Linked DNA regions of Homo sapiens: region 2 is linked to region 1. A link is an interaction called in ENCODE POLR2A ChIA-PET data of the cell type or tissue named here. Cell type or tissue: OCI-LY7. All regions are shown on one strand. Links, peaks and the distances in the headings refer to the core of each region. The heading gives the core; the rest is flanking DNA. Region 1 holds the start of LOC124903170 (a long non-coding RNA gene). Region 2 overlaps SIAH3 (siah E3 ubiquitin protein ligase family member 3).

Region 1 (2,930 bases), core at 268-2,767:
TTTAAGGAAACAGTTATCTAATTTTTAAATGACTGAATGATAGTGCCTTGTATGGATTTACATACATATTGATGAACTCTTTGAATGTTTCCAGTTTTTCACTATTGTAAATATCCTGGTGGTAAGTATACTTGAATATATTTTTAGACATACGCACAAGTATTTTTTAGCAGAAAATTATTAGACTTATTATGGTAAAAAACAAAAATTAAATGTTGATTGTTATAGCTATATTAAGGTCATCTTTTGTTGTTATTGCTACTTGTAACAGCTTATTGGATGTCAGGATGTTTTAGAGGTCTCTGACAGTTCCAGATTTTAGCTGTCCAAAACACTTTTTCTTCCCCTAGTTTTCAGTTCTAGAATTCTCCTTTCTTGTGGAGAATCTAATTAGTATGTTTTGGGAGGGGCTAATTCTGCCTTACCCAGTTCCAGAGATGGGCATGTGACTCAGGCCTGGCCAGGGTATGCCATCCATGAAGCTTTAATGATTTGTTTGTATTTGGATTTGTGACCCAGGCTGAGCCAATGAAAATCATCCCTAATGTATTTTACAGTAACAGTTGGGATAGACAGTGTGTTTTCCTCTGAGGTTCCTGAGATTCTTGTACATGAACCTGGAATGATTAGTGACCATCCATATTACCTGGATATGAGACAAAATTTTTAGAAAGTATTGGTAAGAGATAGATGATAGATAGATAGATAGATAGATAAATAGATAGAGTGAGCTAGATTAGATAGACAGAAAACTAGATAATGCCTTGATGACACAGTTTGAGTCCTGAATGAGTTGTGCCAGGAGACACATGCACAACATATATATATATTTTTTGTTGTTGTTGTTGTTGAAAACCTCATTCTTTCTGGTCATATATAGTATAGATATGTTCCCCAGTGTGCTGCTTGTCTTTATTTTTGGTTATTTTTGCTCGACAGACATTTAAAAATTTTTTACATGGTAAATTTGTTCATCTTTTCTTTGAGGTTTCATTACCCGCTTTTAAAAAAATCTAAATCTGATTTTTTAAAGACCATAGCTATTTATTTTTATATTTCAACTTAGACCTTTAGGCCTAAAATTGGAAATTAATCTTTGTTGTGGTGTGAGGCAGATAATCCCATTTTTAAAAAAAGTAATACATTATATAAATGTATTACACATATGTATTACACAAATGTATGCACACATACACATGTTGAAATGATTGCCTCTGACTTTCATTGGTTGATGGTGTAGCCGAGTACCCCATTTTTAAAAGGAAAAAAATGATTTTTTTTTCTTTTTCCTTTTCCCCCGCTTCCTACTTAGCTCTTTAGGAATGCAATTATAACCTTTACCTTCTCTCCATCAGGTATGGCAAGCTTATCTATGTGTTTACTTAGAAGTTGCAGAGACCAAAACTTGAAGCAAATCAGGCCCCTCTGGAACTCTCACCCACTAAGAGATTGCCTCAATTTACAACGTAGCTGCCTGCCATGGCGCCAGCCAGACCACATGATAGATAAGACATCTGAAGCAAGTCACACAGACCCCGCACCTCCTCCCCTCCTCCCCATCCCCCCTTTAAAAGCCCTTGCCTTCTGCCCTGAAGGCTGAAGTGGTATCTCAGGGCAGGAGCCTGTACTACTTCCCCTCGGGTAGCTCTTGAATTAAGTCACTTTTTTTTTCCCACCAGACCTTGCTCTTGTTATTCAGACTCTGCAAGCAGTGGATGACTGAACCTGAGTTACAGAGGCATTACAAGGAGGATTTTGTTTTCTTCTTAGGTTTAGTTGTATTTTCTAATATTTCTATAATAAATATGTCTTACTTTCATTAAAAAATACTGTAAGTTACTTTTTTTGGAAGATCTATAAGAGATCACTCAGATTCAAGGTTTATACTAAGCATGAAGAGATTGGGTTCTAAGTATATTTCATATTTGTCTAAGTATCTAGGTATATTTAGTTTTGAAACGTCCCTCAGAATTTGTCATTTCCCTTGAAAGCTATTCTTTTTTATTTCCTATTTCATTGAGAAATTACTCAGTTAAACCAAAACCCAACATGTTTTGAATAAATAAATAAACATATTTCTTCCCCAAGAAATATTTCAGGAACAAGGGTGAGTATTAATAAACTATATGCCACAGGGAGTTAGTATTATTTTCTTCATCTTGTTTTCTAATTATGAGTATATTACATTTTAATGAATTAATTTATCATACTATAAATATCCCTTTCTGCATGCATGTGTAATATGGTAGTTACTTCTCTCATTATAAATAATTTTATTCTTATGCTGGAGAATATAGTGTATACTTATCAAGCAAAGTAAAGTTTACCTGATTCTGCTGAAAAATGAAACAGAGTCTCAAGGAAAAGCGTGTAAGCATTGCAATTTATTGAAATCAATAGAAAAATTATTCTGCCTGATTTATCTTTATTTAAATGATATCACTAAAAGATACACACAAACATGACAATGTATATTTTCTGACATTAATGATGATAGCTGTGTAAATCATTTCATATCACTAAATTTAGCAATGATATTTGAGATTTAAGTGAACTGTGTGTAAAGATATGTGAAACAATTCTATGCCATTCTAAAGTTGTTTGTATATCAAAATGCCCTTTTATCTTTCTCTTACCAAACGTTAATTCTTAAAGTAAGTTTTACTATATGTATATGCTGCTTTGCAATGTTATTTTGTAAGCTGTATTTTATTTTTGTGTCAGGCTATCACTGTAGGCCTTGGTAGATGCTGGTGCTAGCCTATGGAATCAGACTAATGTCCAGTTGCTCAGCTTTAGGACATGAAGTTCAAGGTAACAATTAAAGACTGTACCAGTTCTCTAAGAACCTGGGACATTAATTTAAACAAACAAATGGGGATAGAATTAATCTTTTATTCCCCAAAACAACCTACAATTGAGATGGAAGG
Region 2 (2,930 bases), core at 156-2,655, 480 kb after region 1:
CACTTTATTTTTCTTTTCATCCACAATATCTGGCAGGTTTGCTGAATCGATGAACAAATAAATAATTGGATGCATGAAGCAATTGTGTCTCTCTTCGCTAGGTTTGAATAAAACCAATTATGCTACATTCATATGAGTTCTCCAAGGCCAATGGAGCCACCAAAAATAATGGTGTTCAGCTACATCTCTTGACGCATATAGTTCCACAAGATATCAAGTAGAAAAAAAACAGTTTACAAGACTACAAGTGCAATATTTAGGCATTTATGTCGAAAATGGCATTGAAAGAAGTACACGCCAAAATGTTAACAGTGGTACTATCAGGATGGTGCTATTCTGAGAGTTTTCTATTCTTTTCTTTATACTATGCAGGCTATTCTAAATATTTTGTGATGAGAATACATGATCTCCTAATCAGAAAAAATTAAGTTTAAAAACAATATGTCATCAACCCATAGTTATCTGTGCTAGAAAGAGAAAAAGAGAACAGTGATGTGGATCATCTAGAAGATGGGAAAAATCACCCATGCTTGACTTTGGAATATGTTACATACATTTTCCCCCCAGAAGATTTATCTTCCTAATTATGCTTTGCTCTTTACTTAATATTAGGATTAGTTCTAACTCCCTGAGCTCCCCTGCTAACTAAATGAGCAAGCTGGTTGGCAGGGAAAAGTCAGCTTGGAATGAAATGAAATATGAGCTGCAGATAATACACATGGGGATAATTGAGTGCTGGCTGCTTGCAGGGAGAGGAGCGGGAAGCCTGGGGCACAGTGCCCACACTCTGCAGCCAGAATCCAGAGCATCAAAGCCCAGCTCCACTACCACCAACCCCCAGGCCTTGGGAAAGACCATCCTCCATCCTGAGCTCCAGTGTCCCTGGGTACAAACTACTTGTGATAATGATACCCACCTCCTGGAGGCCACACGAGGATTAAGTGAGATGAGGCATGTGATGTGCTTAGAACAGACACTCAGCAGGTGTCAGCCAGGACCATTCCGTATTTCAAGCATGCCCTTCCATGATTTGCATCCATATGATACTTTCTTCTAAATGGATTGCACCATTTAAAACACATTTTAACGCATTCCTCCTATTATCCAGGAAGGAGGCAGATATCATCGTTCTTATTCTATAGACATGGAAATTAAGGTCTGAAAAAAGTGAAAGGAACTATCCTTGGTCATATAAGGAGTGGAAGACCTGGACCCATATCTCCATTCTCCATGCACCTTCATGCCATGTGCCCCTGCCCCAACCCCATCCGCCTCTTTATGCCTCAATTCCCGATCTTAGTCAATGCAGGGAAATTGAAGTTTCATCCTGTAGGCCTGTCTATAAAGACTTGTGAAGATTACCCAGGGAATTACTGTTAAGTGCTTGGCCAGGATCTAGTGCTGTGGAAACACAGAGTTCTGGCAGTGGGGAGGAATTGAAGAGGCCCTGGTTCATTTGGACTACTTGTCGTGAGGCTGGTACATTAGTAGATCTGGGATGGAGGACTTGTCATTTCTGTGTTTTACAGAGGAAGGCTTTAGTGCCATCACCAATTTGTTTTCCAGAAGAATTAGTCACCAATATTAGAATCATGGAAGAAGATAAGACAATTTGCACTTGGACCAGTTTAAAGATAAACTTTGGTACATCATAATTTTTCAAAATGTATTTGTGCAAACAGCAATTCCTGAATCAGGAAGCTCCAAACCAGAAGTGGTTCAGGGATCTGCCGGAAGTGACTGCAGGGGAGAGCTTCTATAGGGCCAGTGCCGAAGTGAGCAAAGCCATGATTAGACTGGTTACAGTTAGAGCACTGCCTCATCTGGACGGTTCTAATGGGAAGTTCAAGACAACTTAACTAAATACCAGTTGGCTGCATGTGATTGGTCATCTAAATTACCTCCCATTTGATTATATTAAAAGACCTCTCCAAGATACTGGACAGGATACCATCCTGAACGTTCCCCTACAAATCCTGCCCTGACTCCCAGAAGCAATTCCTCCCCCTACTAGAAAAGTAAGCTCTCTGAGGATAGGGACCACATGTGATCTGCTCACCATTTTATACCCATCATCTCCCACAGCACATGGTGAGTGATGAATTTATATTCGTTGCGTGATTGATTGAATGAATGGATTCACTATGTAACAGCAGAATGGTATGGAAATCAATGGGCCCTGCTGAAAAGCATGATATTTATTGGTTTATGTATTACTATTTAAAACTAAAAAGAGGAAGCTGCTTCTAAATTCTGAACATGAAAACCCAATTAAACTAAATAGTAAGGAATTACGAGTAGCCATAAAAATGGAGAATTTATTAATTAAAGCGAAGCTCTCCCTTAACAAATGAATTTAAATACTGTTAAAAGAAAGAAGATAAACTTCCCATTTTCTGCTTAAGAATTTCCTCGCAGCTCTGCTTCCCCTCTGCCCCCAGTGAAGTCCTATGTTACCAAGCTGTCTGCAAGGGGACACTGCATGACTAACAAATCAAGGCATTCCCTCCCTGGAATAGGGCAGCCCTATCACCGCCATCATGAAAGTAACCATGGACCCTGCAGGGACTTGTTAAGGAATCAGAGTGTTAGAAAGAGATGTCTGAGGTTATTAAGAATATGCTATTTGATTCCTAAAGGGATGTTAGGGCTTTTGTGAAGGAAGAAGGATGCCCGGCATGATGGCAGTGGGCAAGGACGAGTGGGTCTAACTGCTTGCCCTTCACAGTGAGGTCTGTGACCCAGCAGCTCTGACATCCTTGAGAGCTGGTTAGAAATGCAGAATCTCAGCCCCATGCCAGACCTGCTGTATCAGAGTGTGCATTTTAACAAGATGCCCAGGTGATTTGTGTGCACCCTGCACAGTGTTTGAGGATTGCTGGTCTAACCCTCTCTCCGCAGACTCATGAATGGAGAGTTTTGCGGCTTGG

What was found. ChIA-PET counts read pairs that join two places held together with the same protein. Peaks named below come from ENCODE experiments on the same cell type or tissue, not always from the same donor. Only the 100,000 strongest peaks of a DNase experiment are listed, where the experiment ranks them.
Region 2: POLR2A ChIA-PET joins it to region 1 with 10 read pairs; 2 of 35 experiments call an interaction of 5 or more read pairs at or near these places.

Annotation. Positions count from the first base shown.
Region 1 is chr13:46,277,321-46,280,250 of GRCh38, reverse strand. All of the region lies in intron 2 of LOC105370194 (a long non-coding RNA gene), which reads left to right. LOC124903170 (a long non-coding RNA gene) reads left to right here and starts at 410. Exons shown (of 2, transcript XR_007063785.1): 1 at 410-465; 2 at 1,356-1,827. In OCI-LY7, for the core only: no CTCF peak of the experiment used is centred there; no DNase peak of the experiment used is centred there.
Region 2 is chr13:45,797,531-45,800,460 of GRCh38, reverse strand. The region is part of intron 1 of SIAH3 (siah E3 ubiquitin protein ligase family member 3); the gene reads left to right. Among named protein-coding and RNA genes, the nearest start is that of SIAH3, 53 kb to the left of the region's middle. In OCI-LY7, for the core only: no CTCF peak of the experiment used is centred there; no DNase peak of the experiment used is centred there.